Regions from separate parts of the Homo sapiens genome. Here all the other regions are linked to region 1. The links are chromatin loops, found by intact Hi-C in ENCODE. Cell type or tissue: heart right ventricle. All regions are shown on one strand.

Evidence for each region. Hi-C counts contacts between places; a loop is a spot of excess contacts. Peaks named below come from ENCODE experiments on the same cell type or tissue, not always from the same donor. Only the 100,000 strongest peaks of a DNase experiment are listed, where the experiment ranks them.
Region 2: it touches region 1 in a loop (3-fold over the local background); 7 of 110 quality-filtered maps call a loop at or near these places.
Region 3: a loop joins it to region 1, with 2.4 times the contacts of the local background. A loop is called at or near these places in 7 of 110 quality-filtered maps.
Region 4: it touches region 1 in a loop (4-fold over the local background); 56 of 110 quality-filtered maps call a loop at or near these places.
Region 5: a loop joins it to region 1, with 3 times the contacts of the local background. A loop is called at or near these places in 25 of 110 quality-filtered maps.
Region 6: it touches region 1 in a loop (3-fold over the local background); 27 of 110 quality-filtered maps call a loop at or near these places.
Region 7: a loop joins it to region 1, with 4 times the contacts of the local background. A loop is called at or near these places in 70 of 110 quality-filtered maps.

The regions. Positions count from the first base shown.
Region 1 is chr1:61,451,455-61,455,454 of GRCh38, reverse strand. It overlaps NFIA (nuclear factor I A), which reads right to left. Exons shown (of 11, transcript NM_001134673.4): 11 at 1-152. The coding sequence ends at 135. Among named protein-coding and RNA genes, the nearest start is that of NFIA-AS1, 200 kb to the right of the region's middle. RefSeq lists an enhancer at 937-3,332. In heart right ventricle, a CTCF peak has its summit at 1,890 (motif pointing right); DNase peaks (open chromatin) are centred at 1,894 and 2,224; H3K27ac peaks cover 4,000 bases.
Region 2 is chr1:61,239,974-61,243,973 of GRCh38, reverse strand. All of the region lies in intron 2 of NFIA (nuclear factor I A), which reads right to left. Among named protein-coding and RNA genes, the nearest start is that of NFIA-AS1, 12 kb to the left of the region's middle. In heart right ventricle, no CTCF peak of the experiment used is centred here; a DNase peak (open chromatin) is centred at 2,295; H3K4me3 peaks cover 1,326 bases; H3K27ac peaks cover 3,369 bases.
Region 3 is chr1:61,272,791-61,276,790 of GRCh38, reverse strand. The region is part of intron 2 of NFIA (nuclear factor I A); the gene reads right to left. Among named protein-coding and RNA genes, the nearest start is that of NFIA-AS1, 21 kb to the right of the region's middle. In heart right ventricle, no CTCF peak of the experiment used is centred here; no DNase peak of the experiment used is centred here; H3K4me3 peaks cover 1,931 bases; H3K27ac peaks cover 3,827 bases.
Region 4 is chr1:61,336,712-61,340,711 of GRCh38, reverse strand. All of the region lies in intron 4 of NFIA (nuclear factor I A), which reads right to left. Among named protein-coding and RNA genes, the nearest start is that of NFIA-AS1, 85 kb to the right of the region's middle. In heart right ventricle, CTCF peaks have their summits at 2,307 and 3,456 (motif pointing right); a DNase peak (open chromatin) is centred at 2,451; H3K4me3 peaks cover 1,157 bases; H3K27ac peaks cover 3,175 bases.
Region 5 is chr1:61,182,466-61,186,465 of GRCh38, reverse strand. All of the region lies in intron 2 of NFIA (nuclear factor I A), which reads right to left. Among named protein-coding and RNA genes, the nearest start is that of NFIA-AS1, 69 kb to the left of the region's middle. In heart right ventricle, no CTCF peak of the experiment used is centred here; DNase peaks (open chromatin) are centred at 2,145 and 2,825; H3K4me3 peaks cover 1,788 bases; H3K27ac peaks cover 4,000 bases.
Region 6 is chr1:61,639,802-61,643,801 of GRCh38, reverse strand. All of the region lies in intron 2 of LOC107984964 (a long non-coding RNA gene), which reads right to left. Among named protein-coding and RNA genes, the nearest start is that of TM2D1, 83 kb to the left of the region's middle. RefSeq lists enhancers at 1,789-1,838, 2,049-2,098. In heart right ventricle, a CTCF peak has its summit at 1,886 (motif pointing right); DNase peaks (open chromatin) are centred at 1,104, 1,931 and 2,861; H3K4me3 peaks cover 691 bases; H3K27ac peaks cover 3,380 bases.
Region 7 is chr1:60,977,093-60,981,092 of GRCh38, reverse strand. No RefSeq gene overlaps it. Among named protein-coding and RNA genes, the nearest start is that of NFIA-AS2, 8.4 kb to the right of the region's middle. In heart right ventricle, a CTCF peak has its summit at 1,948 (motif pointing left); a DNase peak (open chromatin) is centred at 1,938.

The sequences.
Region 1 (4,000 bases):
TTGATTTGAATCGGTTTTTCTCCCCTTCCGCTGATAGTGAAGTTGTAACTGCGCTGGGTTGAGGTTGCGTCCATGTTACAGAGTTGAGAAGGGGTCAGGTGGTCTGTCTGGTGGATGGTGGGACGCTGCAACTTTTATCCCAGGTACCAGGACTGGAAGACAAAAGGAAAAATACAATTAAAATCACAATTTGTAAAAACGTGTGTTTTAGAAGTTGCCTTTTCAACCACGAAATCAGGATCTACGTTAGGGATGCGGGAGGGATTCGCTGGGAAAAGTAAAGGCACGACAGACAATAAAAAATCCTGTGACACTGAAACTGATCTTATTCTTCTGAAATTATAATTCATTGTCTTCATTGGGGTTTTCCAACATTCTGAGTATATCTTACAGAATGAGGTATTTCTGTTCACTTGAAATACAAATAAGGGTTTTGTTAACTGATGGGGGCAGTTATAGGAGGGCAGGAAACTTGACCATCTTGTTTATCATTCAATCCTCAGTGCCTAGCCCAGTGCCTGGAATACAGAACGTTCTTAATGAAGAAGAGTTGAATGAATGGAGAATGGGTAAAGGGAGGGGTTTCATGTGGCAATGAATGGCTACTCTGATGATTTTCAACATCTCCTTTCAAATGAGGTGCAGGCACTGAAGCCATGATTGTGACACTCTCCTAACAGGCCCAGATGGTCAATAGCGACACAAGAATAAGTGGAGGTAAGGTGGAAAAAGTGCTGGACCCAGTCTTCCTGGGTGATTTTGAGCAAGTCACAGTATTTTTCCTTCCTTACATATGTAGGATTTTATGAGGGAAGATGCTCCTTTCAGCCCAATATATCTAAAATGGTATTTTCAAACATGAAACATAATAACTAAGTAGGATCAAGATTTTACTCTATTAAGTACCACATTGTCCAAAGGAAAAATGAGGCCACTGCGTACCCTTCATTCATGCTTGCGTCCATGCAGCATTTATTTAGAGCCTTCTGTGTGCCTGCCAGGCCCAGTTACTGGTTACCTTTTCCTTTCGTAAATCCTTAGGTGGTTAGCTTTGAGCAATTGTCTGGTCATATATCACTTTATCTGCTGGCATTTCTTTTTCTGTTAGCTAGACAGAATGAGCAATTATGGACTAACATCAGAGTTAGTTTCTCCAGTGAAATAAAAAAGTATGTGGCTTTTGCCGACTTTTCTCTAGAGATACCTTGACAAATTCACTACATTTATCATTATTTACAGAAAAATTACCAAGGCCTAACAAAAACCAATGCTTCTGAATTCTTTAAGTTGACGGTATCAGAAAGGGTTCTAATTGGGTTGCTTCAGGCAGGTGAAGGATCATCCCTGTGGAAGAGATTCCATTAGGTAATGTAAGGACTCATTTGGTCCCCAGGGATGAATGGCTAAGTGATAGCTACATGGAGTTTGGTATAAGATTTCCTAGTCACACAAGCCACCTTTGATTTCCAGAGGAGTTTAAAAAACTTAAGCCCAGACCGAAAAACTACGCATCCTGTAGACTTTCAGATGTTATTCTTTGACCACATGCTTTGAGGAACACAATAAAGCCTCTTGTGTCCTGAAAGGAAATCAGCCTGGCAAATACACATGGCCTAAATCTAGCTGGACAAAAGAAAGAAGAGGGGGAGAGAAAGGAGAGAGAAAGCAAACCCCAAACTGTGTTTCTAGTAGGCCTCTACCTAACAGCTGACTCTCATCCACGTTAGAGCCGCTTCCTCCCTTCTACAAAACAGGTTCAAACTTTGGGTGCGGGGAATAATGCTTACTATTTCTGTTTTCACACTTTCTAAGTCGGTTGTGAAATTCCAGACTTCTTCAATCTGACACTAAGGTAGTTCTTGAAGCAAAGGCCTGGCACCCAGTGAGTCAGCAGGGGGAGCAGTTCTCCACACCACAGTTTCTGGACGAGACCTCAGGGCACTACAAAAATCTGCAGTGCCTCTGCACTTCTCTTAAAAAGCAAAGCAAAAAAAAAAAAAAAAAAAAAAAAGTTTCTTCACACATCTTACTATTCAGTATGTGCCTTGCCGACAAGGTTACCCCAGAGCAGCTCTGTAATCCTTCACTGAAATAGGCTTTATTGATTGCTCTGGTCTATTGTTCTCTTTTCAAGTCCCCCAAGTTCAAGTTCATCCTGGTGTTACATCATGTCTGGTTGCTAAGAGCAACCAGACAGACCCAGACGTGACTATCATTAGCAAGAAACCCTCTGCTCTCCTCCCACCAACCTTCCAGTGGTTCTGACGTAGCAGGCCCACTGCAAACACATTGAAGTATTTATTCTGCCTAATTTATGACCTACACAGCAAGCAAGACCCCCACTCCAAAAACCAACATTGTTGTATATTTAATTAATCTGTCTTTCTCTGGCACTTGGGAAAGTTAGACAAAGGACTAATTATTGTGTTTCACTCTGCACACTTTTCTTTTGGGGGGTGGATATTTGCATGGGAAAGAAAACTACAAGGCCCAGCATCAGCCCCCCACCTCTTTTTCTTTTTGCCCTATTGACATTTCATGAAATACTTTAGCTGCTTAAGGGAATTAGAAAAAAAAAATGCGATGTGAATGTTACTCCTTCTGAGTTGGTATTCAGTAACACAAATCAACTCATGACATGTTTAAATTTAAATGCTAACCACACACTCTCAGAGTTACTTTAAAGGTTAGTTTTTAATCAATAGAAGTTGCTGACTCCAGGTTTTTGGGCTGCACGCTGCAACTCTTGGGCTTTTGTCTAACGTTAAAGCTTTCAAACTTTTTTTTCCTTGAGATGATTTTAGCAATGATTTGCAGACACAGAAGGCTATTGTGCTCTGACCAGCAACATGTCAACAGAGGGGCTGAGCTGCCCTGTGGTGGGGTGTCAATATGACTCCTGAAGGCAGAGGTTGGGGGTCTTTAATAACCCGTGAAAAAACCTTAATTAACCCTTTCAGGCCCAAACCAAAACCTATTCTTAAACTTGTTCACTCCTATAATTTGACCATTAGTACTTATTTCAACATCACACTAATCTTCATGACAATTAACCCAGCTACTTGACCAAGGTTTTCCAGAACAGGAAGTTGGTTAGGGGAACCACACAGGGAATTTTTCTTTTTTGAAGTCTCTGATTAAATCATTTATTTGCAGAGATGGCAGATAGTTCTAATAATAATAATAATAATAATAATAATTCATACATCTCCCTGAATTTTCTCCTAATCAGTTTGTAAAGACACTCATAATCCCATTGGGATGAGTGTGACAGTCACACATGTGTAAGCCAGTCAATTCCTAGAAACTTCCATGAGCTGCTAGTAACACCAGATGGACAATATAATGTTTGTAAAAGCCTACTTTTCTCTTGTGATATTTTCTTATAATTTCTATTATGCAAGCAGTACAAGTTTTAGAACATTAATTGAAGAATGATTCTGCATATTTTCTTCTTGGGTCATATAGGAAAAACATAAAAGAAATCTGAGCTTATTCGATCGTTGGGGTTGAGCAGCAAATCACTGGGAAAATGGTAACACATTAAACAAAAACTATCCTCAGACATTTAGTGACATAAGCTTAGGTTTCATATGCTTTCTGCCTTCGTACTTTATAGCCCCTTAATCTACCCTACTGTATCCAAATGGACTACAAAGGAATCTCCCTCCCTATGTGCAGTGAGTGGCATTATTACAATGCAATATAGGATGATGTTATCTTGATACATTTACATTAAGTAAACACAGAGCTTTGATCTATTTTTTCCTCAGAAACTTTCAGCTATAGTTGTTGTGGAGGTCCACAAATCCACACTCCCACCAAGGCTCCAGTTACGTAAAATTAGTCGGTAACATTCACAATGTCTAGAGTTTGGGATGTGCTGAGCGGGAGTGGGGAGGGAAGTGGGGTGACTGTCCTCTTTCAATGTTCAAGGTGAAACATCAAAAGAAATCTGCAGTCCAGGACAAGAGCTCAGCTTTCCTTTTCTCCAGTCAAA
Region 2 (4,000 bases), 210 kb after region 1:
CTCTTTTAAAGTAAAATACTCACTTTGGAAGGACTAATAGAAAAAATTTCCTAAAGAAAAGATTTCTGCAGTTCACTAATTTAAAACACGGACTGTGTCTACAACAGCAAAATGAATAAAGTTTCTCTCAAAATACTAAAAAGTACTATGCTTTTTCATATAAGCAAGAATGGTGATGTGGGAATTTGCAAAAATATGCCTTATTCTACCTACGTAAACACTGCCTGATTGGCATTTTATACTATAAATCTAGAATTTTGTCATGCTTCAGGCAATTTGAAAAAATTCTACTTGCTTACATACTCATAACTTGTTACGAATAAGTAAAAATGACATATTTTAAAATGATTTAATTTTTGCCTCAGCTACAACAACGTTAGTCATCTGAATAAATCATCAATGAATATGTAATAGAAAAAAAACAACAAAATTGACAAGTAATAATCAGTATTACACATTCTTAATCTGAAGATTTAAAATGCACTATGATTTACTGTAATGAGGTGTGGACTCTTGGTTTTCTAATTTAAAAAGAAAGGTTTTATTTGAGTTCCTTGTCACTAACTTACAGTACAATATGTAAGAATTGGCAAGAAAGACTTTTAATTAAACTATTTTACATTTGTAACATGTAACATTACAAATATACTCTGGAAATATGTAAGAAGGGATCTGCTACACACCTTGCATATCACACATTTGCCCTGCTAACCTCTAAATGCCTCCATAGCTTTATGTTGAAATTTCCAGAACTGAAGCATCTTAATGAACATTGATCTTCTACGCTGAAGGATACAGAGTTCAGATTTCAGCTCTGTCAATAACATTTGGTTTTACCTATTGAATGATTGGGCCTTGGTTGACAATTGCTTACTAGGTGAGAAAAGACTAGAAATAAACATACGAGAAGCTTTGATGGCTACTAACATTGTTGCCTAAATGGCAGGAGAAAATCATTAAAAAAAGGACCGAAAAGTCACATTTCTTGACTACCCCTTGTGATAGAGAATATACAAAATGTACACACCACCTAAGGGCTCCATGACTGAACAAATCCTAAAGCTATAGATTTTTCAAAACTCAAGCTATATAAACTATATCGCTCTATAGTATTATCCCTAGCTGATTCCACTACCAATTGAGATAAAAACAAAACGCCAGTACCTTCATGACAACCAGCCTTTTTTAACAGCTACTTAAGCATTAAATAAAATGTTTTATCACCTAAAAACTATCTTTAGGAATGCAGGTCTCAATCAGAATATAAAACCTAGTCCATTGCTGATATTAAACAGAAGATCTATTTAAGGAATTCACTGACTAAACTAACTGCCTGGAGAAGTTAATTTATCTGTCTATTTTTTAAAGGATCACACAGAAAAATTTCAACAACTTGTGGAAACAAATTCACTTCTAGGTCATTCTTCAAACTACCACAAATCCTGCCATTTTCAACTTAGTTTAGTACTGGTTATTTATATAATTAACCATATCACAGAGTACAAACTGCAGAGGGTTCAAATAAAATTCTTTTTTCCAGGCTTTGTTTTTTAAGTTCAAACTATCTTCCCTTATTACCATTTCCTCAGCTTCTTCTATCTACCTTGGAATCCAAGCACATTATGCAGCCAGCACAATGAACCAACATGCCAGCAGAAGTAGTATGCTCCACCTATCCAAGAATTTTAAAAGCATCCAAGCACACACACTGTCTCCTGTGTAGCCTGGAGATCCCTATTGAGCTCATGCCAAGTGTCTGAAAAGTTGGACCCTGCATCCGGTATTTACACTAAGCTAAAATTCTAATCAGCACTAACAGCAGTATGTTTTAATTCACCCTTATGATTTTATTTCAATCTGCTAAGTACCACAACTGCCAGAAAGCAATTGCTATAAACTTAAGTAAACAAATGCAAAACTAAAATAAATCTTAAACCTGTTGTATATAAAGTTTGTGCCACTTCAGGCAAGCAGTACAAAAAGGCACAGCCCGAAGTCTTAGTTAACGCTCTTCGATCTCATTTAGAAAGCTCTTTGAAAGTATTGCCTTGTCTAGGCTTTTCCCCTTTCTAAAGAATTATTTTGTGCATATTAGATAAGGTAAAGAAAATGACCATGTTATTTTACAGTGGTTTTTCACCTCATGTATTCCCCTGAATAGTCTTCTGCCAAGCATGTGAAACAAGTAGTACGTGGTGACTACTTGAATCTCTGGATGACACTACAGCCACTCGTGCCAAGGAGATGGTGCCAAGTCTTGCATCTTCGGGTTTGTGGTTTTTTTCCTTCCTTTTTGGGTGGTAGTTGTGTGGGGGGAGGGGGTTGGCAGTGGGGGAATCTGACCAACAGATTCTGAGAAGTTGGTCACCATTTTGAACCTGTTCAATGTGCTCAGACCTTGGCAGCCATCTTACAGCTTGGCAACCATTTTGAGAATTTGTTTGGCAAGCTCTCAGAATTCACTGACACTGTTTAAATAGAACGCTAGTTAAAAATAGTCCACATTAAACAATACAATGTGATATCAGGTAAAATAACCCCCAATAAATCTTGCCAACAAAACAATTTACAACATCCTCACTGAGGTAATGATATCCCAATTTCCTTAACTTAAATACATTGCACGAAAGCAGCTTAAAAATCTAATTCTTTAACCCTTTAACAGACAAGCTCTTAAGAAACAATGTCAGAGGGGCACCAGTTAGTAGGAAAGTGGAAGGTATAAGGAAAGAAAGATGGCCAAAAACACAGCCACGATTGACATCAACACATTCCCAAGCACTTTCAAATTCAACATATAAAATAGAAGGGAGAGGTGCTGTCATCACATTCCATCAGGTATAATTCTAGAAAACGATCACAATATTTCAGACTGTCCCACTTCATGTTTTATGAGCTCATGGAAACTCTCTTAAGGAGTCATGCAGCACAAAACTCTCCTTAGGTAAAGAAATTATAAACCAAAAACATGTAATCTTATGAACTGGACTAAAAAAAAAAAAACAAACCCCAAAAGACAAAATTTGCAGGTGCTGATTTTTCCAAAATCAAGAGTTACGTATACAGTTTTCTGACAAAGTGGTCATATTCAACTTCACTCTTTTCCCTTACGTTTCAACATTTCTAACTCAATAAAAAATAAGTTCTGTCCTTGAAAATATTTCTCGATGTCTACAAACCTGAAATACAAATGACAATTTTGCACTGGTGTGACTCTGGCATCATTACCAGACCTATATAGTTTTGTAGAAAACTGAATTAACCAAAATGACAGTGGGTGATAATTTTATAACATATGAAAAAAGAAAATTACAATCTAGTAATTTGAAAATATTTTTTGTCCATACTGAAATAAATAACACTTTCATGTATACTTCAGTATCTTCTCTTCAATATTATCAATATTTAATATCATGTCAGTATGGGGGGAATATTTACGATTAAAAAAAAGACCCCATTGTGTACGGTTTGTGGAAAAAAAAGTCTAAATGAGCTAGCCTGTGAACCTACTCTTATAGTTAAATCATAAATACGGTGATAAAGCCTAAAGAATTTTGAATCTTGTGATGTTAAAAGACAAAAATTTACAGTCATTAAATAATGACTGTTATTTTTGTTATTTGAATTTTAATGCTTTTGGGGGCATGATGGATACCTGACTTGTATTCTAGTTTCAATGGTGATATAACTTACAATGGCACTGAAAAAGAAGGCTAAAGCCATCCATTAATAACAATGTTTCCACTACTGCAGTGCTTTTTACACTTGAAAGCTGAATTTTAAAATTTCTATTGAAATTCAACAAAGAAAACATTTTACTTCACTTAATACTATACAGAGTGAAACAATTAGTTAAACCATGATCGAAATTAGAACATCACGTAGAAAGACATTATGCTGAAATGGATCCATCTGAAGTCTTTATACTATTAGATGTCTCTTTATTGAATGACAGTATCTGCAGAGATATGACGTAAACCATGCTAGAATAGTTTGGAAT
Region 3 (4,000 bases), 180 kb after region 1:
AAAAAAGGAATTTGATTAACTTAATTTCTAAATGAAATAAGGGAAAATCAAAGTAACTTAATTTTTAAATTAGATAAAATTAACTTAGATCAAAAGAATTTCACAAAATTAGAAACAAGCATATTTATGGTACAGTTTTTGGGGAGAGGAGAGAAAAAACAGGCAAAATGTTTCAAGGGGAAAAATTTTGATTTAAAAATAAAGCGTTTTCTGAGACTTGAAGTCGTTTACAACATTGTTCAAAAGCAAACACAAAAATTTTTTTTCAACAAAACCTCTGTATCTGCGGAGAGCTTGCATCCTAACTTCAACTTGACTTCACAGGTTTTGAATTAGCTGCCTGAAATTTAACCACATTTCTGCAAGTTTAATGTAAGGTCAAAAGGTCATGACACTTAACTGTGATTAAACAGAAAATATTACTTCTATAGCAACTGAGTTATAGCATCACCCTTCTCTTTCTTGGAGATGCTGCAGAAAGAAGTGGCACTACTAGTGACCTTAGGTCTAGAAATGCTAATTTATTACTTTAAAAGACTCCCTGCTTTTAAGCAAACGAAGATTTTACTTATAAGAAAGTGCTATAGCAAAAAATATCCATTTTAAAATTTTCAGATAATCTTAACCTGGTGACTATAGCAAAAATTCTATGTTGATTCAAAGGTTTAAATAACAGAAGATGCTAAAAAGTGAATTTTTATTTGAGTCTGGCAAAGTGACAGCTTTTATCGTTCTGTAACAATTGCCACAGAGAAGACACAAACAAAATGTATTATTATATGCCAAAAACCTTTAAAGAAATCCTTCAGAATAAACTACAAAAATACAAAACCTAGACTAAAAATTAGAAATGCAAACAAATTTACATTGACCCATATTTAAAATTTTAACTACATAAATTAATATTATATATATCACAAACAATTAAAAAATACAGCATGACTACCTTCTTTTTCTTCTAGGAAACAAGCCTATAATTTTGCCATTAGAAATTACACATTAAATATTTTGAGTAGTAATTCAATGTATTTTAGGAGAAAGACATGCCTCCATTGTTTTTGTTCTGGAAAATCTTAAACCATTAATTTCTATAACTAAAATGAAAGCAAAATATCTAATTTTGTTTTAGGGAAAATTAAAATTCTTGATCATGTCCCGAAACAGATACATAAAATTTTGCCAAACATAATATTTTCTTTGGAATAATACTAGCAAACATACATCTCTATCCATGTACTACTTCTATGTGTAATATCTTTATAATTAATCACTTCTCTATGAATAAATGGAAAATAGTTTTATCTCAATTATTAGATATACAATAGCCAATTACTTTTCCGATATTTATCCATGAATATTAAAGCAAAAAGGGATCAGGAAAGACCCTAAATTTTTTTTATTTAATCTGAAAGCAGACTTCTTTCTTCTTTTCACTTTTTGTTTAAATTTGTCACCTACCTTTACAGATACATAGCATAATAATAGAAAACATGAACAACAATAAAAGATGAATATTAGGTATGTCCAAAGAAAGTTTAAAATTCCAAGCCACAGAAAAATAAGCAAACCAACAGCAAAGGAGTGAGTGGCAAGAAAATGCTCAGAGTTGGTCTGCAAGGGGCCGCCGCATTCTCGTGAAAGCTCAGATACAAACACTGGAGAAGGCATCCAGCCAAACTGAAAACGGAATTTAATTTTTCTAGTTTTATTCAAAAGCTGGAGACACCGCTATCCATCTGAGGACTGCATACTAAAATGCACCATCCTGCTAAGGGGCAAGCAAAGCCAAAGATCTACAAGAAAATGCATATGATCTCAAAACTTCAATAATTATTTTCTACCCTCGGCCGTTCAATACCATTTTCTTTTTCAGCCAAGAAGGAGCAAAACTACCCAGTCTTAGTGCTATTCTCTGCTGAGGATGCATGGACACTCTTTCTGGTATTGCAAAAGGTCACTGATGCTGTTAAGTGTGGAGCCAACCAGATGACCAAAATTATAAATTAATTTCTACCCAGGTATAATTGATACAAATGAAAGATCTCTTTCTCAAACATTTGCATTAAAACACTATCAAGAAGGTTAACAATTAATTCACTTTTCTCCTTTATATACTCCATAGACACCTGTCAGAAGCCAAGGTAACTTTGTGTCTTACTCTTTCGGACAAATATCACGTGGTTGATTGATTTCTACCACCTTAAATAATTAGGAACCTCAGAAAACAAACCCAACTGCATAGAACTGGATGTTCTTCTTGTATCTGAGTCTCCCATACCAGTGAGTTTCTCTGGCTTACTGGTTGAAAGCCAGAAGATCTGTATATTACAATGAAGAGAATTTTACTTACACTGTGTTTAAAGGATGGGGTTGGAAATGCTCTTGTAAGGAAGTACATTAGGGTTATCAATTTTTTTTCCCTATCTAGGGATTTGCTTTTTGTTTAAGGAAACTTAGACTTCAACCTAACCTTGAAAAGCAATGTTTCTTTGGATTTTTAAAAAATTTATGAGCAGAAATTTAAACCTAAAATAGACAGGGTTTGCATATGGGAGGCTAGGTTAAGAACTCTTAATTGAACTGGTAGCCATCCACCTATGCAGTTTTATGGCGCCTACAGCTATATTGCTGGAGTACTCAGACAAAGATAGTTCACTGTCAACGTAATCACTAGGGAAAGGAATAAAATAAATCCTGATGCCTACATATTTGTCTCTGCTTCCAAACGCTTGTACAATGCAAGAACGGAAACCTTGTACTGGATTTGCTACATGTACACATATTCGGCTCCTCAAACCTCAGGTCTACTCCCCTTCAGAATGAAACTTCAGTATTCCTTTGGGGAAGGTGAGGAATGACAAAAACATGTTAGTATGGTAAAATGAGTGAGGCAAAAATATAAATATCCCTTCCATGTATTTTATGTTCTTTAGGCAATAAACAAAGATAGAATATTGCTAAATCTTCCCTTTCACCTAGAATTAAACACTTTGTCCTCTCCAGTCCCTCTTTCATTGCAAATGTATCTCTTACAGTGTGATTAATATTATGCTGTAGTAAGGTGAGTTCAAACCATCTGAGAATGTCAGCTTCTAAAGAAAGGAGTTCCTTCCTACTCTTCTCTTATCCCCGGTACTTTCCACAGGGTGCCTGGCCCAGCCAAGGAGTTCAATAACTGCTGAACTGAAGAGACGAAATTTCAATTGTTGTTCAGCTTTCTGATACTGAACCACTGTCAGTGACTGAAAAATATGCTAAGCTTACACCTGAAAGGGGAGTGGGACTTCTAAGATGAGAAAGGAGCGCAAAAAGTCCTCTATCTCTGCTTGATGCCTTGCTTCTTGAGACCTGGCAAGGGAATATAGGGCATATCCCTCTGGTTTGTGAGTGGTTTGGAAATCTTACACAGTGTTTAGAAATTGCAGACAATCACCTCCTATGATCCACTGGCCCAAGCAGCACAGAGGCTGAGCTGAAGCCGTATCTGACACATAGGAGGCCCTCCAGAAATGTATACAGGTTAAAATGATGAATGATGGAGGAATATTTCACACATTTAAAAATTACAATGATTAGAGAAACCCACCATATTCTGGTGCCTGTAGACTGCCTCAAAATCCTCACAACTGCTGTTGTGAATTTCTTGATAAAGGAAAAGCAGACACACTGGTGAGGAACCCTTCCCACCCTAAAACAAACCGATGTCATTCCTGGTCCATCAACACGATAGCAACCAAAGTCTATGGACCATAAAAGCACAAATTCTGGTTCCACTAGAAAAATAATATAGCCTAAGTTTCAGCCTCCCTACATGCATAATGATTTGGCTAAAGATGAAGTCTGAAGAGCCTTTGTTAGAATTTTATGTCCAGTTTTAAATCTCCCAAATTAAAAGACGGTATGAAGAAACCAGAAGGCATCCAAACCCAAAAATATTAGTGAAAGAAATAAAGCGAAAATTCCACTCTCATGAGCTAGAGTTGTTTGTAGTATAAAAACT
Region 4 (4,000 bases), 110 kb after region 1:
ACACATGCATTTTCAATAAATTTACTGATAGTGGTCAGCTCCAAGATTGGCTCTGAGCACACAGTGAAGAACGATCAGGGGCTGAGGCTCTGTTCAATAATCGTGGTGGTTATCATTGTTGAGCATCTACTATGTGGCAGACACTAGACTATCTGTCACTTAACCCTCATTACACTCCTGAGAGGTATTCCTATTTCCAGTACTTGGACTTAGACTCAGCACACAGTTAGGACTTCATAAACATTTGCTCAATGAATAAATGATTGTAACCTAGAAGAAAACACAGCCAAGAGGGGTTAAATATTGCCCAAAGCTATAGAGTTGATAAGTTGCAAAGCTCAATTCCCCAACTCTATATCCTGTACTGTTTTACAATATCATGCTGCCATCTTGAATATAGGTTTTATACTTGACACATAGAAAGCATAACTGATGAATGACCTAGAAATAGATGAACATACGAATAGAGACCATGACAACACATTAGTATGTACATCAAGGGGTATGTTGTGTTTCTCCCCAGTTCAAATCTTTATAATAAGAGTATTCATAGTCTGGTAAATTTATCAGAAGCTTCAGCTGAGAACAGAGATCAAAACGGCCCCAAATTCTGCCATGAGAACTCTCACTGCCAGCTCTAACCAGGAAGATTGTAGGAGTATGCATGTAAGAGAAAGGACTAGACCTTCATGCAGAGCAGTGACTGAAGGATACACTAATGTCATAAGCGTATTCCTGCCATAGTTCTAATTTCAACAGCTCAGTGGTCCATGACAACAGCCAGGGCACATATCGAACACAAGGTATATGCACCTTTTAATTCATAGGGCTGAGTCGGCTGAGGACAGAGTCAGTCTAAGGGTGGGGATACTCTCACCTTACATGGCTTCATTAGGTGAGGAGGGTAGGATAGGAAAAAAATCAAGCTTGGCCACCCATACTGTGAGCTAGGATTCAGAAGAAAGCGTAGTTTGACGACAATTTCTATTACTACCAGTCCATTGCACTTGCTGCCAGCTTTACTACCCAAATATTCACCCCAAACATGTCAAGAAAATTAAAAGGAAAAAATCATACAACAAAACATCCTCCTGAACTAATTCAATTTCAATATTTATTTTGAAAATTTATTGAATTATAGTAGAGGAAGCTGGCTGAATTAAGCCAGCCAGACTGTTATTTTTCTTCCTACGAGTATGGCAATATTTATTATTTTACCTCTCTATGAGGGGTTGATTAAAACTAGAAAATGTAACATTTGCAAAGTCATAATATATTCAGAAGAAGGTGGTTCAGATAGGCAAAATAAAAATATATAGGGGCCAATCAGAATTTTCTCTTCCATAACTTAGATTTTCTTTAAAAACTACATTTGGAAATAGACATTATGATTTTTTTAAAGGGCCACCCACTCTTTTGTCTGCTCCACACTCTACCTTCACTCTAGAAGAGGTGCCATTGACTTCTACAGATATAAAATGTGTGACGTTCATTTTAAAATTACTAGTAGAGCCTGCTATTGACCATCCAATTATGCCGAGTTCCATTTATAAACATAGCTAACCACTAAGTTTATGGAGACTTTTTGTGCTGCTTTAATAGGATATTGATCGAGCACATAGTTTGAGTAGACTGCCATTGAATTGTGTAATGGCAAACAAAAGGCAAGGTCACGGCAACTGTTCATGCTAGGGCTGCAATCTATTTTTTATTATATTCTTTTTGTTTCTTCCTTTAATGCTCGAGCCCAAATGGTTTCTTTTGAAAGAAGATCTTGCTTAAGAATATAAGCTATTTTAAAAATTAATTTCCATGCAATGATCACAGCTATCGTGTTACTTAACACAGGAAAACCAACAGGCCACTAGTTTAGAAAGAAAGTTTTAAATCTATCCCACTTTAATTAAGATCTAAAGTACTGCGAATGTTTAAATGGCACCCCAAATGACTGGATGTCTGGAATTTCTTATCCTACACCCATTTCCTCATTAGTCCTTCTGTGCAAGAACATTTTGTATTTTCAAGTTTGGGCTTGTTCCTACCCAAGAGTTTCGTTTTCTTGTTGTGCCTTGTAGCCGAGTTCATTCTGTCTTAGAAGTTCCACCATGTCAGGTTAGAATATTGCCAATAGTTCTTACTAAATTACTAGCCTGAAAATCTAAGCATCTGAATATGGGTACTTGAAAACGTAACAAGGACCCAGAGACTTCAAAAAGAACTTTAGAAATGAACTGCAATTTGGATGTTAATGACAATTCCTGTGTGAAAATATAGAAAGAGCGCACATTTCTAAGGCAGAAAACAGCCACTAGGGTGCCACCTCATGCCAGGCTGAGGCATATGCCTGGTTCCATTCACTCCCACTCTCCATTGACAAACAACTCAGGAATCCTGTAGTGGACCCGGCAGCTGAGCTTTGTGGCAGAGCCAGGACAATTCAGCTGCCGGATTTTAATAGATTCTGCAGCACTGCAACAGGAACCAAAAATCAGTCCGGGTAACTGAGAGTGGTTTTCACACCCAAAGACTCTAAGGCTGGCCACAGTGTACTGAGAATCCTGGCTTTTCAAAATTCCAGGGCCATGAAGTCATCCTTAGCCACGAAGTTTACTTAACCCTTGCAGCCGGCTTGGGTGTACAAACCGCCGCTAGAAAATTAGAGCCCACCAGGCCAGAGTCACAATGGCCTGTGTGTATTTGCGGTTTTCCTCTTTCCCAGTGAAGTAGTTAGGGTTTCGAAGTCACTCCACCAACTTCAAGTAAAATAGAGTCAGCAATTTGGAAGGAAATGGGCAGAAGTAGTGGATTTTTCAGGAGAACTTTCTGGGTTCCTACCAGGAGTGATATTTGACAGCCTTAGCACTCATACTTTGAGGAAAACACTAGCGCAAAATAAACAAAAGAGTGGGTGCTGACAGAGAGAGCTATCTAAGCAGCATCACTTAGCAGCTAGTAGAGTGGGCTCTCTTTGTAGCAACTTCAAGGGAAAGAGACCAATCTAAAAATGCCTTGAGAAGGCTTTGTTTGAAAATGCAGCATCATGTAAGAGCCATTTCAACAGATGGTTCTTGTCTCTTTCCTCATAGTATTATGCTAAAACAACTTTAGTGATTCTGAACCACATTGTTAACACTTGTAAAACCCCCTTCCCCAAAGCAGAGAATACTTCTCTCTCTCTCTCTGGCACAGCATCTAGTGGTCTGTATTTTCCTCCTCCCCTGGAACAAGGCAATAAATAATTGAGCTACTTTCAGATGGTCCTACCACATGGGGGAAAAACTAGCAAGAGAACAAATATAGATTTTTATGCTACAGTATTTTCTTTGCCATGGAAGCAGAACTTTCCATTCTTGCCTTTCGTGGACTTTAGATGATAATGAAAAAAAAAATTAAAAGGTGGTAGGCAGGAGGCAAGGAGGAAAGGGGAGTTCACGGAAGATTGCAGCTTCAGTTGGCCAGCAGGAGTCCCTGATTCCAACAGGTTCATGTATCTGATCAGTATAATTCAATGGCAAGCATCCTTGTTGCCTCATCCCTCACCTCTGAATTTGTGAGGCTAAGCCAGCAGCTTTCTCCTGAGTTTCTCTGCCATTGCCACCTTGGTAGTAACGCTATTAAAAACAACACACTTAGGACATAGTTATTTCAGTGAATCCACATGAGGAAATACTGAAATAGCACCTCCCTCCTCTCTTACATTTAAAAGGAAGAAAATGAAAAACAAAAACTAACTGGAAACCTAGTGTAAGTAAATATTTGTATTAGCAAATTTAAAAATCGAATACTAAAGATCCAGAAAGGGAGAAAAATCTCAACCTAAGCCATCATTAATGATGACTGTGAAATTTTCAGCCCATGTAAGTAGTCATAATTAGGTATAATTGCAGGGGACTGGATGGGGCTGGGATAGATAACAGAAGGTTAAGAAGAAATCTGCAAAACAGTCAGAGATTGTAGGACACTGAGACCATCAAAAACATCTAAGTGAAAGGCATAACTA
Region 5 (4,000 bases), 270 kb after region 1:
ACAGTTGCACGCCCATTGCCTAGTACTGAGCCGCCACACTGCCATTAATTAATAGCAGTGGCAGCAAAAATAACAGTAAGTTAATACTTGTGTGACCAGAATTTTACAACATATCACATTTAATCTTCACAATAATCCTATGATGTAGAAAGTGTTTTTACATCTCACTTTTACAGAGGTTCTGAGTGGCTGAACCACCTGCGGCAGTTCATACAACTAGTCAATGGCAGAGCCAAGACTCAAGCACAGGCAGACGGATGGCTCACAGCTCTGTCTTCTCCCAACCAGTGTGCTCCACCGACTCTCAATGGAGCACTGAAAACATTCGTTTAACAATGTATTTTATAATACAATTCTTATGAGTATAGGTAATAAAATGTAGGATTGAGTAAAATTTAAGGTAAATGAAATATTTTGGAGTATTCTAACTTGCCCAACATTTTATTCCCAATGTGATTAGGAAAAGTGCAAAAGGTAGAAAAGAAGGTAGTAAACGTAGTTTGCATCCTTGTGGGACTGACATCATAGTGCAAAAGATAAATAAATAAAATGAGTAATCAAATAAATTAACAAGAGCATTTCAGACTGTTATTAGTATTATGGAAAATATAAACAGGAAGGACAATTTTAGACAGAACACTCTTTTACAGGGCTATTATTCGAACTGAAAGAACTGAAAGGTAAGAATAAGCCAGCCACAAAAGGAGCTGGGAAAAATGCATTCTAAGCAGACAAGTAGCAAATGGGATGGCAGGTTCTGAAAACTGAAAGGAAACCAGTATGGCTGGAGCATCTAAGGAGTCACGGTTAAAAAAAAAAAAAAAAAAAAAGTGGGGTTAGAAAGGTAGATACAGAAGCCAGACAGATCATGCAGTGTCTTTGCAGGCCAATGCAACAAGTTTGGATTTTATTCTAGATGCATAAGAAAACATTGGAGGTTCTTACGCAGAAGAGTGATATAAACTAACTAACTTCTTTGAAATACCACTCTGGCTATGGTGTGAAGGAACAAGAATGGAAAAAGAGGGAATACTCAGGATTACCCAAGTAGTCTGGGTAAGGATGATGGTGGCTTCAACTGGAGATATTCCCCTTTTTTTCCTTTTGATTGACAAATTTCCACATAAAAACTAGAAATGCATTTTATACTTATTCCAGTTGTTTATTCAAATTCAATTTCTTTAGGGCTCAGAAGACTACTACCTATCTTCTTTAACGTCTTCATTATACATATGTGGAAACAGGTATAGTGGGCTTACATAACTTGCTAATGTCACAAGAGTAATTAACAGGAAGATTTGACTCACTTAACACATGTCAGGGTGCAAAGATAAAGCATGTAAGTTTAAAAAGTTTTCTGTTACCCCCCAAAAGCCTGCCAAATTTTCATATTTGGAATTTGCAGCTATCCTTAGACATTAAAACCTTTTAAAAGTGTTTAAATCTCACATTAGTTCTCATATTAACGTTAAGCAGTCCAGCATTCTGCTCAGACACAGAGATGGAACTTTCAGGGTTAAAAGAATGTAAGTCAAGTCAGAGAACTGTGTGTTATGTCTGGGAAAAGTTCATAGAAGTAACTTTAAACTCCTCTGTTTTCTTTCAGTTCCTTCCTTCGTGTTCATGTGCAAATTATACCTTACTCTCCAGGTTGCATTTTACCATTTTCCTCTCGTTTCTCTAAGAAAGCTCCCCAAAGTGACAATGCTTTTTTAAAAGGGGCCAGTATGAAGTTCCTCTGAGTTCCTGCTCTCTTGGAGCACGGCTCCTATCACACAATAATGTGTTATTTTGTTGAATTTTGGCATCCTTCTAGCTTGTTTGGTCAGAAGCCAAAAAATTAGAGTGTGTCGGTCCACCAGTTTCTCAGCAGAGAAGCTCTCTTCTCACCCAGCGAGTGTGCTGTACCCTTGGCCTCTGGCCAAGAAGGGAAATCCATTTTACATAAAGAATGCACAAAGCTCAAGTGCTCAGAGACTTTTTACCTACTAAAATAACTTTATGGACAAATGCCAGTCTGCTAGACACATTCAGCAAGAACATTTGGCATGCAAAACAAGGTAAAGTACTCTGTGGAGGTAGCAAGTTTTTTAGAAACAAGGAAATGGCTGTGCGTGCCCTCGTGGCATGTCACGTGGCTTGGCACTGCCGGCTGATTGGCTGCGGCCGAGTAAATACAGCCGCCATGTAAGGAGCGGAACGTCGCCCTTCACTGGCTCCTTAAAATGGCGGCCTGAACCCACACCAGGAGAAGCAAGCCGAGTCCCATTCTCAGTTTCCCCTCTGAAGTTTTTTGTTTTTTGTTTTGTTTTGTTTTTTTGGGTTTTTTTTTTTTTTTTTGGTTTTTTTTCCCCCCCCCATAAACCTTACGGATCTGAGTAGAAACAGATTTCTCACAACTTGCTTCTCCGGCTCAATTTCACAGTTCGGCATACACTCAGGCACTGTCAAAAGCTTGACAATGTTCCAGGGAAAATATTAACCGTAAACTTTCCAAGAGGAATTAAAGGAGCAGGCAGAAATGTCAGGACGTCCTCTCTTTTGAAAGCACATCCCAAGTTTGCGCACGTGTACGTTTTGGAGAGAAGCACATGCAGCAAGCTCAAATGACATCCAGTATGGTCCCACTTTACCATGTCACGGTGGAAAGGGAAGGGGAAAAAAAGGACATATCCTCTTTGGCTAAAAGGCACGGAGGTCTCTCCCTCTCCCTCTCAGGCCTGACCAGTTGAACACTGCACACTCTGATGTATAAATATTTGCCTCTGGCTAAAGTTCAAGCAGCCCTGTGTGGCTGCCAGACACAACAGAAAACCAACATCCAAGGGAAAGTGTTTACTGCAGTGGGGGCCAAAGGAGCAAGTGCCAGCAAAAGATCACATCTGATTGGCCAGGCATGTCTGTGGTGTTACCATAAAGCACCTGGCCACTGGCCACTGGTCGCTGGGGTGTTCCCACCCTTTTAGTGATGGTTATGTTCTTTAATGCACAGCCTTGCCACAGTTAACGCAAGACGAAAAGACATCCTGATGGTTTATCGGTGTTCCTCCAGAGCAAGGGGCTTGAATGAGCCAAACCACCCTGCCACCACTACTGCAAAACAAGCATTTGCTCCTTGAAACTACCTAGATAAGACCTGTGACCTTTCTGCATGGCTCCCACCTTCTGACGTGCACGCCTCCTACAAACCTCCCAATTCCCATCCCTAGGTATTCTATAATTCTGTAGTCCATAATTCTATAATTTAAGCATCTCTGAAATTCCTGCAGTAAAAGAAATTAAAAGAAACCTCTGATAGGTGGCTGCAACAAAATATTTTAAAGTAATGGATCCTCCCAAGTCTCCCTCCAAGAACCAAAATATACACTGTGCCATTTTACCAGTACTATAGTACTGAAACAGGTAGAAATAAGAGAAGCTGCCCATCAAAAGATTACGATCTCTAATTAGGATAAAGGAAGTAAATGAAAACAGGTCTTGAAAAAAATCTTTTTGGAAAACTTGCAAGTATAGTTAATGCTAAGCATGTAGCTGTCAGGGCAAAGCCTTTTCATGGTTTTCAATATTCGGGGAAAAGGTTGACTACAATCATAAGTAATAATATTTTTAAATCACTGTCATTCATATAACATTTCTATCTTCATAAACAATAATTAAACTTTTCCCTAATGCTGCAAATGAAATGTCTCTTTTTGGCTGAACCAAAAAGCTATACAGAAAACTGGACAAAAACTTCGGGGAATATGAAGAGAAGAACTTATTTTAAGTAATTTTTTTGATATTATGGAACAATAACTTAGGTAAAGCAAGCCAAACTGTTATGATTTCATCTGTTTCAAATAAAATACACATTTGTTTAACGGAAACATTTGCTGTTTGTTGAAAATAAAGATTTTACGTCCCTACACAAATTACAGTTCTAACTTTGAAAATTCTTCAAGGTCCTGAATCTTGATTAATCTTAGGCTTAAGGATATTTCTAAAGTTGAATTTGTTGCAA
Region 6 (4,000 bases), 190 kb before region 1:
AGTCAGATAGGAGTTGGGATCCAACCACTAGCCTTACCATTGTAAACTGTCACTGTAGGTGAGTATTTTAACCCTTTTGAGCTTCAGTTCTCTTGTTCTGTAAAATGGGGGTAATAATTATAACTCGCATGGGGTTGCTCTGAGGATAAGTTAGACAATGCATGTAAAGTGGTCATTTGAAAGCCTGGAATGTAGTAAGCACTTAGTAATAGTTCAGCATTATTATTAATATTGTGATTAATAATAATGATTAATTTTTAATCCATTCAGAGGTCATGACAGTGTTAGTTCCATTTTATAGACAGGTTGTGGTTAGAATCTGGATCTGCTAGGCTGGGCACAGTGGCTCACGCCTGTAATCCCAGCACTTTGGGAAGCCGAGGCTAGTGGATCACCTGAGGTTGGGAGTTTGAGACCAGCCTGACCAACATGGAGAAACCCCGTCTCTACTAAAAATACAAAATTAGCCGGGCATGGTGGCAGGTGCCTCTAATCCCAGCTGCTCTGGAGGCTGAATCAGGAGAATCACTTGAATCCGGGAGGTGGAGGCTGTGGTGAGCCGAGATTGCGCCATTATACTCAAGCCTGGGCAACAACAGTGAAATTCCATCTCAAAAAAAAAAAAAAAAAAAAAAAGAATCTGGATCTGCTTAATTGCTATCTTTCCCTGGATCATATTCATCTCACATAATGCACACAGCATCTCACTTCCCAGAAGGATCTTCACCTTTTCATCTGGAAACTGAGTGCTAACTGCCTACGGCAAAAATTCCTTTTCAATTGGTAAATAACATCTTCTTCTATAACTATCATTGGGAAACTCAGTAACTGCTTATTAAGTGCTTTGGGTAAATAGATGGAGGAGATATTGTATATAAGACACCTGTGTTGCCAAAACAAAGCACCTGCCTGTTTGTAGCTTACTAAACCACAGGCTCAAAGATTCTGTCCCTCAGGCTTTAGGAAATGAATTCATAAGTTTAGCAACCATTGGCATTAGCTCCAGGCAGCGTTTGATTTTTGGAGTAGAGCAGCATGAGCAGAGGCTGTGGCCCAGAGCAGAAGCTGGGGCAGAAGCCCAGGGACAGGCCAACAGGTGGGTGGGGGAAGCTAACTTCCTCCTGTGAGAGCTAATCGGCTGAGGGCATCCAGCAGGCCAATGCAAAATGAGTCTCCTGCCCTTAGAAAACAAATACCAGACAGGTCAGGAAAATTTAGCCCCAAACCAGTTCTGTCACCAACAAACTGGTTGACCTGGGAAAAGGCATTTAACCTCTTCAAGCTTCTGTTTATTCGTTGGCAAATGAGGGCATGGGATGAAATCGGTGGTACTCAATCACTGCTCTGGCACATCGGAGGTGGAACACGACTAGCCTACATGGTGCAGGATTTTTGTAGTAATTACTAGCCATCAAAAATGCCTGACAACTCATACATATACCTGAAAAACAGTGTTGGGGTTGGGGGTTGGTTTTCTTTTTATCATATTAGGTTTCTGTTATTTGATAGATTGGATTATTCAGTTCATTCATTCATTCATTCATTCATTCAAATGTTATTGCCTGAGCATGCTATGTGCTGGGCCTGTCCTGGGACCAGGTGCTGCCTTTGCTTTCAAATGGGGTTTACCTGGAACCAGTTAAAATTCCTAGGTCATAGGAGGTGACATGATACCTTTTCTCCTCCAAATAAGAATCGCTGAATCTGATATGACTGTGGGTAATCTGGTCATGGAAATCCCTGCTTCCCAATCCTTACCACTTCTACCGACCCCCATTCCTACTGGCTAGGAAATTCTCTAGGCAATTATCAAAGTTCCCCCAGCCCCCACCGGGTTCCTGCAGACGCCGAGGCGTCTACTAGGTTTGCCTTCTGATTCCTGTAGGTGGAGCCAGATCCCCCGGCTGAGAAGCCCTGGGCCTGCTCTCTGCGGCGGCCGCCGAGCGGTAGGTTTGCTCTCCAGCTCTCTTTTCCTCCTTCTCCCTCTCTCATGTGCGGTCTCCCTCAACATCCAAACCAACCGAGTGCGTCTGAGGTGAAATCGTGCCAGACTTAGAGACGGCTGCCAGGTTTCTCTCAAGTCTTGGCTTAACAAAAGAAAGCAAATTACAAAAATGGAAATTTTCAAACTAGCGTTCAGTGGTATTCAAATCGACGTTTGGGTAGCGCACAGGCACAGACCGCATTCGTGCTATTTTGTGATTAAAATGATACCAAAAATACCTCCTTGCTTTGGTTTTCGTCTTCGAAAACGACTTCTTTCCTTCTTCTAATTTCCCCCTTACTTTTGGGAGCGGCAAACCCCTGACCACTCTAGAATTGCTAACATTTGGACCGGCGTCTGTTGAAATCTTGCCTCTGCTGACTTTTTTTTTTTTTTAAGAGTTGAACTTTAAAAATGTGTGCACTTTGCAGCCTGGGGAAATACAGATAAAGAAGTTTCTAGGCACTTTCCCAGGAAGTTCTGTGTTTTGTGTGAGGAACTACAAGTTCTATGACAGTGCATAAATCGTCTTTACGTCTCATCTTGATACCGGGAGCAAACCTGAATGCGCGTCTTGCCAGCATGCATGCTACCTCGTTCTCCTTTGAGCATGAATTGTGTGCTCTGTCTCATGCTTTTAAAACATGGGTTTAAGGTGGCCATTGAGTTGGATCTTGAATGATTTTACTTAACATGAGGTTTTATAAAGAGCTTGATTGACCACGTCCTGCTCGATTATTTTTGCGGTTGCTAGACAAGGCCCTGTCCCACGTGGGTTTGTGAGAAAGGTGCTCTCATCATCACCCCACCCCCAAGACTGCACTATTTCTTTCCTTGGAAGCGTTGACTGTCTCCTTCTTACACAGCTGTGTTTGCAGTGCCTGGAGACAGGTGGGGGAGCAGTCTTGGAGGCCGAAGCTGCCAATTCCTTCTCTAAGGACTGTCTGAATAGCTATTAAATTTTAAAGCTCACACGCACGCACACACTTGTTTTGTTTGTTTTTGGTGGTGGTCACTCACTGTGCCTTCCCGTTTGTTGTACAAGGGCAGCTGCACCAGTTTGCCAGAGTGAGATTAAATGTCACAGACAGACATTCTATTGTGTGCATTCGCCAGCCCACCTAAGCATCACCTTGGGCCACTGCCATGTCTTTCTAGGTGCCTCAGAAAGCTGGGTCCTGTAGCATTGGCGGAGTTGTGGGACTGCTTATGAATTTCGGGAAAGAGGTTCTCCCATCTGGATAGGTAAACTTAAAGCTCCCACGAACACTGCAATACTCAGGCAGTAGTCACATCAAGAGGTTCTTGTTGGTTTGGGCCTACACGAATTAGGATTCTCTACCTGGCACAAGTGACTGTGGACAAATCAAGCTGCTAGTATTTTTCAGATTTCAGAATAGAGGGATGACATTTTAATCTGGAATCAGATACCCTGCTCTTTTTACCCTTTAGCCCCAAATACCCAGTGCTCTTCAGGACCCTCGTGCCTTTGCTTGTGCTGTTTCTTCCTCTGGGAATTTCTCCCCCATCCTCTTCTCTGCTTAGTAAACTCTTGTTGGTCTTTCAAGGCTTGTCTCAAATACAGCCTCTTTGAAATCTTTCATAGCCGTGCCCATGCACCGAATTTCCACCCCCTCCCTGTCATCTGTTAAATGTCGCTGTCTTGCTAGATCTATGTAACATACTACGTACTGCATAACTGTGTTACGCACATCTTGGTATGCCTCTTTCTCCCCTAATAGAATATACTCTTTGCCCAGGCAGGGAACACGTCTAATTTACCTCCTACTTCTCAGGCTAAAGATGCTCAGTAAAATCTTTTGAATGAATAAAGAAACATGCTTGGTTTTTTCATCAATTTCCAAGAGACAATGTGTTTACTTTCAGGCTCTCCTAGTTCAATTGCCAGACACCTATAACCATGTCCGTAGAGCTGAGAGTAAGATTTTAAAGTTTATATTAAAGTCTGATGTTCATAGCTCAGAGACATTCTTTTGGCTTACGGTAAAGGAAAGT
Region 7 (4,000 bases), 470 kb after region 1:
TATCTGGAGGAAGGGTTGCATTTTCATTTTTGCGACTCTTAAGTGCAAGCCACAGATAGTATAGTATTTGAAAACAGAAGACCTGGGCTTGCCTCTTCCCAGCTGTGACCTTAGGTAAATTTTGTAAGCTCTCAAAGGCCCAGTTTCCAAAATGGGCATAATAATACCTATCTGTGGGGGTACATGGCAGGTACCTAATAAACTTAAACTGAATGAAATTGAACCAATGCAGGGAAATGAGTGGAAATGACAGGAAGCCAGTTTGATTTGTTTCTGATGAAAAGACCGATGATAGGGATTCCCAAGAATGGATGGCCTACATTCCGATGTGGTAAATAATGTGTTCTCTCTGGAGGTGTGCAAGAAGCTGGACAAGGGGATTCTGTAAGGAATGGGAGGGTTTCCTCCATTGCTATGATTTAAGAATTCTATGAGTCTCTCTTCCTCTCTCTCTCTTTTTTTTATTTTTATTTTTTAGATGGAGTCTTGCTCTGTCGCTCAGGCTAGAGTACAGTGGCGCAATCTTGGCTCACTGCAACCTCCGCCTCCCAGGTTCACGCCATTCTCCTGCCTCAGCCTCCTGAGTAGCTGGGACTACAGGCGCCCGCCACCACGCCCGGCCAGTTTTTGTCTTTTTAGTAGAGACGGGGGTTTTACCATGTCGGTCAGGCTGGTCTCGAACTCTTGACCTCAGGTGATCTGCTCGCCTTGGCCTCCCAAAGTGCTGGGATTACACGCTTGAGCCACTGTGCCCTGCCAACTCTCATTTTTTAAGGCCAAAGAGGAGGCAAAGTGGGAGTGGTACTTCAGGTCTTAGATTCTAGTTTTAACTTAGTTGCTGACGAGTTTTGCAAATTAGTCTAGACTCTAGACACTTCAATCCTGTCTCTATTCTTTTATCTATAAAAGAGCTACACAAATTTGATGTGGTGATCAGAGGAGAGAATGGCTAAGAAAGCACTTTCAATAATACAAGGCTGATCTTTAGAAAAATATTAAGTTTAGGCCGGGCGCGGTGGCTCACGCCTGTAATCCCAGCACTTTGGGAGGCCAAGGCAGGCGGATCACGAGGTCAGGAGATCAAGACCATCTTGGCTAACACGGTGAAACCCTGTCTCCACTAAAAATACAAAAAATTAGCCGGGCATGGTGGCGGGTGCCTGTAGTCCCAGCTACTCGGGAGGCTGAGGCAGGAGGATGGCATGAACTGGGGAGGCAGAGCTTGCAGTCAGCCGAGATCGCACCACTGCACTCCAGCCTGGGCGACAGAGCGAGAGTCCGTCTCAAAAAAAAAAAAAAAAAAAAAAATTAAGTTTAGCAGCTCGGTTCGTTTCACTATTTTTGATGTTGATAGCCGAACATCCCTGCTTTGAATCTTCTGCAATGCTGCAAAAATGTTATGGGAAGAACCCAGATCTGAGAGTCAAGTGACCAAGTCCAGGCTGTCACTAAGCTATGAGACTTTGGTGGAGTATTTCTGTCCTTTGCATCCCAAGTAACTGATCTCACGTCTGTAAAATGAAGCTAACAAATCTGCTGTGCCAACATCATGGGGGTGTCCTGAGAGTCAAATAAGGTAATGGATGTGATTTAGTGCTTTCAAATCAGCCCTCAATTTAGCTATTTCATCAGCTGTGTTCTCATTTTCTACCCTACAAGGCTGTAAGACCTATAAGTACAAAGCCGTTTTTTAGATCTTTGTATTTGCCAGTGCCTAGCAAAGTGAATTCATTGATTCTGGACACATTCATGACATGCCTATTTGGGCCAGGGATAGTGGTAAGTTTTGGGGTCAGGGATGAAAAAGACATGGCCTCTACCCCTAAGGAGCTTGCTTTGCAATAGAGGAGTAAACTATAAACATATCCAAGAATAAAGTTAAAGGAAACTGATACTGAGATCTAGCCTTTAAGGGCCCCTGCTGTGTGTGAGTGTCGCCACCTCCAGGGCAGGACAAGCTTCACCCCCTCTCTACTCTTGCAAAGAACTGACAGGCACCATCTTCTGTGTTTTCGATGGCTGCCTCTGTGTTTCTGATGGCCACATAGTTTTTGGGTTTGTGTGTTTCCCTGCCCTTGGACACGTTCTGATGGAGTACAAAGTGGTAACTGACTCCTGGGGTCTACTCAAGGTGGCTGGATGTAAAAGATTGGTGAAATGATTTAAAGCTTATAGAGATGGGTAAGTCCCTAGGGGTTAGCAGGTACTTTCCAGGGAGGAAGAGGATGCCTCTTATAAATACAATTACTATTGATTACTGTCAGATTCTTTTATCTGATTCCTGCCCATTAGGCCCTCTCTTTGTTGCTAGAAGCTCTCACTTGCCCTCTGCCCCATCTTACCTCTAGAAGTGCTTCTTAAATGAGTCCTGCAGAATCCTAGTGATCCTTGAATAGCTCATAGGTGCTAAGAGAGCATTCAGAAGAATACTTCAAAGCTTGACAATGAATAACCATTTTACTATTATGACATAAGTGGAAAGAAGGGCCAGCTCATCTCAAAACGATGGCAACAACAGCAAGGTCAGTGAATCCCCATCCAGCTGATTAGCAGCAAGAGGCTTTGAGTGGCAGCCTGACTGTGAGAGTGTGCATAAGGGACACTTGTAGACTGCTTTGCATCCAAGGTATCTTCCCTTAGCATTTGACAACAGTACCCTACTTTTGCTTTGGGAGAACTGCCACTCCCTCATTCTCAGTCTTATACTTTCATATGTCCCAGGGGCCGAGCACTTTACATAGGCAAAGGCAATATATGAATTTTATTTTCTGGTCATAGGAATGACCACATGTTCCAGTTCAGGCCAGTGAAAGAGACAGAGAGTGGTGGTCCCAGGCTTGTGGAAGAACCTACTGGAAGAGACAGTGCTGTGTAGTGTGATGTGTATCTGAAGCTGCTGGGGCGATGAGGAGCCTACATTGTGAGTCTGAGAATGGGGCCATTACCCGAAGAGCTGAGTCAAGATTTAGATCCCGGACATATTATCTGAGCCTGGGTCAAGCTGTGTCTGAAGCCAAATCTGCTCACAGACTTTCCAAGATATTCCTTTATCTAATTTGAGCCAGGGCTGGTGGAATTTTCTGTCATTTGCATCCAAAATATTCCTAATATTATACAGTATGTGGTGTTTTACTTCATTTTTGCAACATGTTTGGCTAAACAATAATATATTAAATAATAATAATATGTAATAATATATTACATTATAATATGTAGTAATATATTACATAATAATATGTAATAAATATTACATTATAATATGTAATATATATTACATTATAATAATATGTAATAATATACATTCCTCTATTTAATCATTATGCAAAGCTAAGAGGTAAAATTTATGATCAAATTTATAAATTAAAATACTGAGTCTCAGAGAGAATGAGTGACTCACCTGAAGATACACAACTGATAAATGATTGAGATAGGACAAAAATGTAGGGCTCCTGACCACAATGATCGCTAAAGATGCCTTTTTCCCAAACCAGCTACTTATGGAAAGCAAATATAAAAGAAATGCAAAGGAAACCAAAGGTAATGCTGGTTGCCACAATGTATTTTTTTGTTGGGAAGTTTCATCCAAAATACATGGTTCCATCCAAAGGTAAAAGACCCTCAACCATATTTCCTACGGCCAGTGCCGTGGTCCATCAGGCCTTCATCACTTCTCACCAAGTTTCCTCCAACATTTTTCTAGATGGTCTTTTGCCTCCAGTCTCACTTCCCTACTATCCATCACTCACAGTAGGACAGAATCATTTTTCTAAATGCAAGCTGGATTATGGTATTGTTTGCTTACAGCCTTCAATAGTTTGCATAGCTTTTAAGTACAAATCCGGCTTTGCACACAAGACACTTCCTGATCTGACTCTGGTGTTCTCTTCTGCTTCATCTCCTCATTCCTCCAGTAATAGTGAATGACCCAGGGTTCTCTGAGGCTGATCCATTGCTCTACTTTTGTGTACACCATTCTAGCTGTGTGTGGAAACTGTTGCTT